Linked DNA regions of Mus musculus: region 2 is linked to region 1. Evidence: chromatin loops called from intact Hi-C (ENCODE). Cell type or tissue: gastrocnemius. All regions are shown on one strand. Links, peaks and the distances in the headings refer to the core of each region. The heading gives the core; the rest is flanking DNA. Region 1 has its middle 6.0 kb from the start of Gm35582. Region 2 overlaps Gm35695 (predicted gene, 35695).

Region 1 (5,383 bases), core at 247-5,246:
TGCATGTACATGTATAAATATGAGTATGTAGATCATGTCTTGGTTGTTCATGCTGCTATAATAAAATAGACACATAATGAATGTAGAAGCATACATATCACAGTTCTGAAGGTTGGAAGCTGAAGCCAGTGCCTCCATCATCCAAGATGGCTTTTGTGCCTGCTTCCTCAGTTCTGTGTCTGCACATGTCAGAAGGTGGACCACGGAAGGGTCTAAGCCAGTTCCCTCCTGCTCACCTGTTATTGATCCTGTTGGTAAGGGCTCTAACTTCCTGACTTAACTGCCCCCTCAGGCCCACTTTGTAATACTGTCACATCAAGGTCTAGGCTGCAAGGTACTAATCGTGGAGAAACATATATATTCAAACTGTAGCAGAGAGAGAGAAAGAGAGAGAGAGAGAGAGAGAGAGAGAGAGAGAGAGAGAGAGAGAGAGAGAGAAAGAGAGAGTCTGTGTGTCTGTGTGTGTGTATGTATGCTGTAACAGTGAGTATTGGGGGCATTCTGTAGCTGTGTGTGTGTGTGTGTGTGTGTGTGTGTGTGTGTGTGTGTGTATGCAAATGTATGTACTAAAGCATGCAAATCCACAAACATGTATGTATCTTTATGGATCTGTACAGTTGTGTGCAGGCACACTGCATGAGTGCCAAGTCTGTGCTATATAATTGTATACAGCAGAGATAGATGAGGACATGTGATAGGTCTATGAGTATGCACATCCATATACACACAGACATGTGTGCACACACATGTATGTAGCAAGCATAGCTGTAGATAAGATATACATGATCATTCACATGGGTTTGTTTTTAGTGCTGGGGAATGGAACCCAGAGCCTTACAGATATGAGGCAAGTAAGCACTATAATGCTGGGCAATAGCTCTAGCCTTGTATCTGTGTATATGTATGCATGAGTATGCATATATGACATCATCATATACCTATGCACACATGTATGTGTATATATGTGTTGTGTGTATATGCAGGCATGAGTGTACATGCAAATGTATACCTATGTATACGCATGTGCATATATGTGTACATACATATGTGTATCATGATGTATATGCTCAGATACATGTCTTTGTGTGTGTGTGTGTGTAAAATGGCCTGAAAGAGCCACCCAAGCAGGAAACCAGTGTCTGTGGCAATTCCTTGCTTGAACACCCAGTCCCTGTCCACTGGCCATGTACAGTCTTCTGCTCTGCCCTCCCCTGGCCTCACCCCACTCCATCCCTGCCCTCCCCTGGCCTCATCCCACTTCATCCCGGCCCTCGCAGCTTTTCTTCACTCCTCTTCCCCACTTCCACCCAAGACGAGGCCTCAGCTCTGAACTGCTGACAGCTGCCGTGAGCTTCAACAGCTGCTCTGAGTTCCAAGGCACGAAGCAGGGGCCACTAGAAGGAAGTGAAATCCCCACCCACTTAACAGCTTAATGAGGACTTGAACCTGAGCCCGGGAGGAATTGTCAGTGTGACTATTTGCTTGGATGTGGAGGACGTGTCTGGGCTTTCAAACCTGCCCCAGGGAGGAGCCAGAACAAGCTGGAGGCAGGGAGATGGAGATGCCTGCAATTCTGTCTGCCCCCAGCTTCCCTGGGAGACCCTGGAGTCAGGTGTGCAACTTCACAAGGGCCAGGCGTGTGCAGGGAACAGTGGTGTCAGTGGAAGCACATGGAACCCTCTGTGTATTCCAAGCCACCCTAGGGAATGAAGTCCTCCTACAAGAGGCCACTCAGAAAAAAAGAGGTCTTCAGAGCCAAACCTGCACGGACTGAGACATGTGAAATGGCTCTGTCTAACTACTGAGTGACTCCCATTCTCTGTAGACAGGACTCCCCTGCCTGCCCTGTTTACAGGGCAGATTGGCACCTACACCCCCTTGTCCCTCCTAGGCCAGATTTTCTGGTCAGCTACCTATCCTCTGCTCTCGTTCATGAACATGAGGAGCTCCAGCTGTCTATATGAGCCCAGGCCCTCCCTCTGCTTGTGGAGTTCTCCACAGCTCCTCCAGGAGCCAGGCCTCAGCCTTCCCTGCTCCCACAGATGCCAGGAGCCAGGCCTCAGCCTTCCCTGCTCCTGCAGATGCTCCCCCACAGTCTCTCCATATTTGCTTTCTTGCACCGGGCACCTGTCCACTCTACCTTGCCTTGCTTACCCACCTATTAGATGTTTTCTTTCTACCTGATTGCAATGCAAACCCCAGTGACCCTTATGCTGTGTCCTCTTGGAAGAGAGCAAAGTGCCTGGCAGATAGCCGCTCACTGGACACTTGGATTCAGGAATGCTACATTAGCCAGGCACATGCTGTCCCCACCCCCATCCCTGACCACGAGGCATAAAACAAACACATGTCCACATTCAGAGCCCAGAGAGGGAACTCTAGTCTTACACAGAGCGATCTGACAAATGTTTTATCAGTGTAGGAGTCGACCCACCTGGTAGTGAGCTCTCCAGACCAGGGCCCTTTCTGAATGAAAGATGGCTCTTATACGGGAGGTTTCCATACAGTTGTTCTCATTTGGTTTCTTTTGCTGTGATAGAGCTATTAACAAAAAAGCAAGCTGGGGTGGGGGTGTTAAAGACATGGCTTAGTATATGAAAACACTGGCTATTTTCCTGGGGCACTTGGGTTCAATTCCTACACTCACTTGAAGGCTCAGGCCCCAGGGAATCCAGAGCCCTCATCAGGCCTCAGGCACCAGACCAACTCAAGATGCACAACCATACATGCAGGCAAAACAGCCGTACACATAAAATAAGTCAATCTTTTTAAAACAGCTTACGGGGAATGTTAATGTTAATTTTAGCTCACAATTTCAGGTTACATCCCCTCATTGTGGGGAAGCCAAGGCAGAAGCACCGGTCACCTCAGATCCACAGGCACGATCAGAGGGAAATGCTTGCTAAATGCTCTAGCATTCTTGACTCTTAGCCCCGGAGCCCCTGCCTGGAAAATGGTGCAGCCCACACTGGGTAGGTCTTCCCACATTAATTAATGTAACCAAGACGATCCCCCACAGACATGCTCACAGACCAGCCTGACCAAGACAATTCCTCTTTGGGACTCTTTTCCCTGATGATTCTAGGATGTATCAAGTTGACAAAGCTAATCTTCACAAAGCTCCAGACAGAATTTCTCTAAGCACCTGGGCAGGGCCAGGCTCGGTTCCTGGCTTGCTTCTGCCATCTGCTGGTCACTGGTTGAATTGCACTGGAGAAGCTTACCACCACTCCTCTGCCTTTTCTTTCTAGGAAAGACTCACTATCCTCTCTGTCTACAACAGGGTCCATCTGGCTGACCTGTCAATCAACATGAAGTGGAATAGACTCTAAACTCTACTCATGTGCAGTAGAGATATTTATAACTTGGCTCAAAGTCTTAAGATTTTCCCATATTTTGTATCTATTAACTGAAATTACACTCAATATTAAACCCATGAGTCTGGATGATTTAGACACAGAAAGTTTGAGTACAATTTCCAAAAAAATCACACAGCTACAGAGTGATGCAGCTCACCTTTGAGCCTCTGCAACGGGAAATTTCGGGGCGTACTTTACCCATAACCTCACAACTGGCACAGGGCCCTAGTCATCTCAGCCTGAGACTCCACCAGACAGATAGAAGACACTTCAGCAAATCATCTTTGAGCACTAGCAACCATTCTGCCATTCAGAGCTTCCATCTTTCACACCCAGGAGGTTGTGGCTTGGTTCTTCTGGGGCCTCCCCAAGCCATCAGAGGATAGTGGAGGAAGCATATAGGCCGGGGTGGAGATCTGATGCCTCGGGACCCTCTGACTGAGCTGTCTCTAAGCCTCAATTCCCCTTCTCATATGTGTACCAGGGGAAAGCTCCCAACACTGTTTGATACAAACTCTCATCACCATCTTACTCAAGGCTCTGAAGAAGCCCTGCAAGAGACAAATCCACTTCCCTTCCTCAGCCCAACCGACCCCAGGACTGTAGAGCCACCATGGGCCTCACAGTTCCATCTTCAAATTGCAGGGCTGTCACCATCCAGGCTTTCCTGCAAATGTAACAACTGACCCACCAAGAACAGGGTCTATCCCGAACCTAAGGAGCTCCAGATCCCACACATCTGTGGCTCTGGCTTTGAGGCCTTCCAACACCTGTCTCCCGGGCCTGGGATCCAGCGCTTCCCATCTGGATTCCAGAGTCAGCCTCATGGACCATAAGCAATTAGTCTGAGGCAGAGAAGACAGTTTTTAATAATTCTGTCATTATCCTCCATTTTCAGCACCAGCAGACACGAAAACTCCATTTCCCGTTTCTTTTTTTTTTTAAAGGTATCAAATGGCTTCTGCATCACATTGCAATGTCGACATCAGTCCGGTTGTTTGTAGAGCAGACTCGTGCTTTCACGGCCTGAAGAAACTTGACCCCACGGTGTCAGTGTGGGGTCACTGCAGAGCCTAGTTTGACTCGGTGGCGCTGGGTGCTGAGGTCCACTTCCATTACACAAGACATAGGGTGCAGCAATGCTGTGTAGCTGACAGTCGGATGTGAACGAAGCCCACAGCTTCCTGCTGGGTCAGCGTGACGGTGAGGAAACCACCCACCATCCTCCCCAGACACAGAGTGATCTGGAGGAAGTGAGCCATGGAGGGGTGGCTGGTGGAGGACCTCACGACAGAGCCAGATCAGCAGGCAGGAGGAGAGTATAAGGTTCAAGACAGGAAAGCCATTGATAAGCCAGGACGTAGCAGAGTCCACATATGGGAGATGGAGACACTGGGCTCTAACCACATTAATTTCAACAGCCAAGGTAAACAGCTGGATGGGGCTTAGAATGATCGGTCCACTGCAAGCACACACTCCCATGAGACCCCTGTGTGGCCGAGGCACACCCTTTAAGTACCATTCTCACCCTATAAATGAGAAGTCCTGGACACAGAGAAGTTGAGTAACCTGTTCAAAGTCACACAGCAAGGAAAAAGCTCTGGGGATTGAGTCCAGAGCAGGGCAAACAGGTCCCTGCTCTTGGGTGTCTGTGGACACAGACTTTAAAGGTAAGTCTGGGTTATACCTCTTGACCAGGGCTGTCACCAGAAGCAGCAGCCTTGAAGATGAGGAGTGTGATCTTGTCTTGTTGGTCACAGAGCCCGTCAACAAGAGGACAGACTCTGCAGGGTCAAACGGGTGCATACAGCTTTCACATATATTACCATGATGCCGGGGTTCCATTGGGTCCCTGCCCAGGGCTGTCAGCCACCTCAGCAGCTACTGTAGCAGGATGAATGACCCCACATGCAGGCAGAGCACTGACCCCACATTCTACACCTGGTTCAGTATGTGGCATAGAACTGAGGGTCTCTTACACACAAGACAAGCACCAATTCCCAGCACCTACACGGTGGCTCACC
Region 2 (5,383 bases), core at 316-5,315, 160 kb before region 1:
AGCATTGCATGAATGTGTTGACACGGTCAGCCATGCACACCTTGAACATCCCGCACGTTCTGCTCTCTGCAGCACCAGGCTTCTTAGGTAATAGTTTATATTACCAGCCCTGAGCCCTGATGTGTGACTAGGGAACACTCCTTCCTCTTTGGATCCCAGCAGCAATGAGAGCCCCCCTCCCCCAAGAACGATGGGTAGGTCAATTGCTCACATCTGCAGTACCAATGCATGGTGGGTAACTGATGTTCAAAATACCTATTAATGAGATGATAGACTAGGAGATATTGCCTTGGGATAGGAAGAGGTATGTGGACCACCCAGTCAGGAACCCTGTGTGACCTGGTCCTGCAGAAGTCTGGGGCTCCTGAGGAGCCCACAGACACAAGACACTACAGCACTCACAGGCAGATCTGGTCATCCTCAAAGCACAACTCTTTCCAACACAGAGAAAGGAAAATATTGGCTTTACACATTAAGAGGAGCCTTATTAAAGTTTTAAAGGCTAATATATAATGGTGAGTCACTTATGCCCGGTCAGCGCTCTCGGGGATGACTTGGGTTAATCCACTCAGGTACGCCTCTCTGAGTTGCTTGAGAGCTCCCACTACAGATCCGAAGGCCCTTCCTGCCGTCTGCAGAGAGGACCCATGGAGGATTCCCCTTGACTCCACCTTCTATCTGACACAGCCTCGGAAGCTTTCCGGTGTTCTGACTTGAGCACACACAGTCTGTCTCTTACCTCTGCAGGTAAGTGCCACCCGACACAAGCGCTTTCTCCTCAAACATAGCAAGCAGGAGAACCCGAAGCACTTCTCACACTGGGTACCTGATTTGATGACAGCAGGCAGAGCTCCATGCCCCCAGCCATGGTTCTATTCCCTGCTGCTTTCTAATATAAACTTTCCTTGGGGACACTGTCACGGGGCCTGTGGGTCAGTCCCTACCATGCTTGCTCATCTCTCTAATGAAAGTGGCTCAGAGGTCCTCCCCTTCTGCCCCTTGGATATTGGCTTCCCTAAGGGAGGATCTCTGTGCAACCGTGCTCTTCCTACAGCCTGCCCCTGTCCAGCTAGCAAAAACAGAGGAATAAGGACCCATTGTGGCAAACCATAGAATACTTGGGGGACAGTCAGCCTTGAGTTCTGCACGTTCAAGATTCATTTGAGAGGATCTCACCAGTTGTCGGCTCCAGAGAAATCAAGAGCGGGTAGGGGTGTGTGGATTAGGATGGCATCGACCGAATCGGAGAAGTGATTATTTTAAGGATGAATCCAAGCCTGAGTGCTGAAGTTGACTCTCGGGGCCAAGGAACCTGGACAGGGGTGATATGGACCTGCCAGACAAGGAGGCCCAGGCTGGGAGCTGCTGCAGATCTCCAGTTGACTGCTGTCTGAGTGCGTGCATGTCAGTACTTCTGCAGATGTCCTGTTCTAGACCCCACGAAGTCCTGATTAGAGTGTAATTCAAACCTTATTCCTGAAAATGCTTGACTTTGGAATTATTTTCAATAGCATAGAATAATTTGACAGAATGATACCAAGATCTCTAGTGTACATTTTACTTTTTATTAGCCTTAACTCATGGTGACGGAGGCTTCATGAAAGGCATCAACTTTCTTGAGTCTATGCAGAGACTCTGCAAATACCATTCCCATTCCCCCAGATGCCTTAAGAGGCACAAAAGTCAGTGACAATCATGTCCCATCTCTCCTCTTGTTCTGTGCTGTTTACCACAATCACAAAACTCCTCCAAAGACAGAATCCCTCCAGAGGCCCCATATCCACCCCTGTTTCACAAGGATCTCACAAGTTGCCCATGGCTATGTGGTATGTGGTCAAGGATGTGGCAGGAGACAGAGACATTCAGCTACCTGGGTATACCTTCAGGGATACAACTCTGCACCAGGCTGGCCTGGTGACACCAAGTCCCAAGAGCTCCCTTACAGGACAGAGTAAGTACAAATATCCCCATGGCTGGCTCAGGTGGCTCAAAACTTCAGGATGGAGATGCATAGACCTTCACATATTATTAATGACACTGGTAATAGAAGATAAAAAATAGTAATTCAGACAGCCTTGAATTGCAATAATCATTATTATTACAATAGTGAGTTAGGAAATGTTTTTTTGTTAATAAACCAGTAAGTAAGGAATGGTTCCATTGCCCGGTGGGAACAGCTTGAGAGCAACCACTCAGCCCTGTATACTTAGGGCACTGATGGGGACAGATGACATCTTAAATCTTCCTCACCCTGCTAGCAGACAGCAGCGGTCCTTGGATGGAGTGGCCAGAGCTGAGAGGCTGACAGCAGGCTGGCAAGACCAGCTTCTGCGGTTTGGATGTGGAATCCCAACCCTGAGAGAGGTTCGTGTGCCTGAAGACTCTGTCTCCAGCAGGTGGCGCTGTTCAAGAGACTATGGAAACTTCAGATGGTGGAGCCTAGAAAGAGGAAGTGGGTCAGTGGAGGTGGGCCTTGACACTATTTAGACTGGTCCTGATTCCTATCTAGCCTCTGCTTCCTGACTACAATACAATACAATACAATACAATACAATACAATACAATACAATACAATACAATACAATACAATACAATACAGAAAGCTAGCATACACTTGGGCTGCGGTCTTCCCCACCTTGTTAGACTGTAAGCCAATACAGACCTGTCCCCCCTCCCTCCGCCCTTAATTTGCTTCTGAGGTGGGGAATGGAAAACACCAGACTGGGTCAGAATCAGGTTCTCAGACTGCTGGGAGAAACAAGTGTAGGCAAGAACTGTACCTGCACTGTTCCTGCTGACAGCACCTCAGCGCTCTCCCACAGCTTTCCAGTGCCCCTGCTGCTGCCCTAGGTTTTCCTGCCTATGGAGATGTGAATAGACATGTCTTTACCCCAGACTCGACACCAGAGTAAGGACTCCACCAACATCAACTTTAAGGGACCAATGAGTCTTTTGGCTTGCCTACACAGCATCAGTGGGTGTGGGGAACCCCAAAGCTGTATCCCAGTAAAGTCTCAACCCACCAAGGATGATGACATTCACAAAGGCTGAAGCCTAGAACCCCCCTTTCATCAGCTAGCTAACCTCGATCCTGTACACTCCAGCTCACCACAAGACCACCTCAGCTGGGGAAAGGGAAGGGGAACCATGCATGGAACACAGGCAGCTCGGGTGGCCCTCTCCTCTCTTCCTGTTTGGGCGTATCAATAAATATCTCCATTACTATTGCCATTACCATACACCTAGCTACCTCACCACTGCTCTGTTTAATTGGTTGCCATGGCTACAGAAACAAGGTAATCTCTATTCCATGATAGCAAGGAGGAGAACACATTTTCCTGAGTCTGTTGGGAGGAAGAAGGAGAGTCACCATCGCACAGCACACAAGTGAAGATACTAAGGCCCAGGGTTGTGGCCTCTAGATAGAATCAGACCTCCAAGACTCTAGGTTTCTGTATCTGTCCCAAATGACAGGGAATCTGAGCAGACATGAGATGGGTAAGTATGACTGGGGATCCTAGTGGACAGGAGAGATGGGTAAGGATGACTAGCAGTCCAAGGGGACAGGAGAGATGCACAGAGGAAATTTCACACACAGCCACTGAAGAGAGGTGATGTGCACATTCAGGGAACATGAGAATTCTGAACCTTGAGGGTTAACCCATGTGCTACAGAAAGGCACCCATGCCAACAGGCTTGGCTCGTGGCTTTCTGCATGCCTGTGACTGCTGTGGCTAATTGTTGCTGACTTAAATGTCACACAGTGGATGCGTTCGGAAGTAGAGTTTTAAAGCAATGTGTTTTGGGCTTCCTCCCATCCTCAGCCCTTTCCTTTCCAGAAAAGCAAGGCATGGCCTTGCGCATTAACTTAGAATGAAATGTCAGTGTATGGAGGGATATCCTCAGCGTGCCAAGGCTTTATAGCAATGAACATGCAAGGTCTCCCAAAAGACTTCAAAATGGAATTAGCTTACAATACAGATTTAAGCTATATTTCTTTTTTTGACCCAGTTTATCTCTTTTTTAAAAATCAAAGGAATTCCCCCTCTTTCTTTGTTCTCTGTCCTTTTTTATAATCCCACAATTCTTGACACCTCATGTCCTGCACAGTGGCCTTGGAGCTAGTCATGATTGATGAGCAAGCAAACCCTGTGAGGTAGTGTGGGGCGTTATACTCCTATCTCACCAGGCCTTTCCTACTCTTGTTTTACGTTACTTTTGATTGACATATAATTGTACATATTTATGGGAAAATGTGATGTTTTGATGCATGTGTGCATTGTGTAATGATAAGGTAGTAATCAGCACACAATAAACACTTGCTGTCTCTTTGTGGTGAAAACACTCCCAACTGTTGTCTGGGGTATTATGGAAACACAACAACGATGAGCTCAGGGCTGAAGCACTCACTGTTTTCACAGAGGACCCAGGTTGGGTTCCCTACAGTCACATGGTGGCTTAAAACCATCCAGGAACCCCATGCCAGGGAATTCAGCTCCATCTTTGAGCCTTCATTACTGGACATGCAAAAATGCTCATACCTATAAAATAAAAAATAAACCTTTTTTAAAATTAAATTAAAAGAATAACCCCCATCATGGTGATAACACTGGTAAGTAAGAAGTAGAAGAAGATCGTGTGACATCATCCAGGAGTAGAAAGATGAATAGTCCATCATCTTGCTCATCAGTGGTCTTCACAAGTGTCAATCTCACAGAGGTTCAGAGAAGTTGGTGGCCAGGCAGACAATGGCTGGGACACAACAGGCAAGAACCCGTACTTCCATAGGGGAGTGAACACAGGCATCCCCTGCACATTGAGGTGGGTCGTTTCTGACTTAAAGGCAGGATGCAAATGAGACCTATCAGCTCCATGAGAGCTTTGGGACACACTTGGACAATGAGTCATGGTTTATTTACTGTGTCAACATTTGAACAATGGGCTACAGTTGACTGTGTCAACACTTGGACTATGGGCCACTGTTGACTGTGTCAACACTTGAACAATGGGCCACAGTTGACCATGTCCACACTTGGGCAATGGGTCACAGTTTACTGAGTGTCCACAGTTGAGCAATGGGCCATGGTTGACTGAGTGTCCACTACCTTAGTTTGGTGCAAGCTCTGCTTCTATGTTACTTTTCTACTTCTACTCTGCCTTAAGCTTAGCAAGGTAAACCTGATATTGCTGCCTCATGCCTTTGGAGACCAAAAGGCCAGCCCAGGTTTCATGAACAGAATCTGGCCCTGATCCTGTCTGGAGGCTCTGGGTGGGCTGTTTCCCCAAGCACTCTGCAAGAACACAGTTCCTTTCTTACACTGCATGGTGGTCCCTTTCCCTTGCTGGCTGAAAGGCTTGAGGGCCTTCCCCCAGCCAGAGAGTC

What was found. A loop is a pair of places that touch in the nucleus more often than their neighbours do. Peaks named below come from ENCODE experiments on the same cell type or tissue, not always from the same donor. Only the 100,000 strongest peaks of a DNase experiment are listed, where the experiment ranks them.
Region 2: a loop joins it to region 1, with 6 times the contacts of the local background. A loop is called at or near these places in 20 of 42 quality-filtered maps.

Annotation. Positions count from the first base shown.
Region 1 is chr2:178,505,390-178,510,772 of GRCm38, reverse strand. No RefSeq gene overlaps it. Among named protein-coding and RNA genes, the nearest start is that of Gm35582, 6.0 kb to the right of the region's middle. In gastrocnemius, for the core only: no CTCF peak of the experiment used is centred there; DNase peaks (open chromatin) are centred at 2,204 and 3,186.
Region 2 is chr2:178,662,200-178,667,582 of GRCm38, reverse strand. Gm35695 (predicted gene, 35695) reads right to left here. Exons shown (of 4, transcript NR_166157.1): 3 at 4,411-4,541; 4 at 2,076-2,439. Among named protein-coding and RNA genes, the nearest start is that of Gm35695, 5.5 kb to the right of the region's middle. In gastrocnemius, for the core only: a CTCF peak has its summit at 2,372 (motif pointing right); a DNase peak (open chromatin) is centred at 2,372.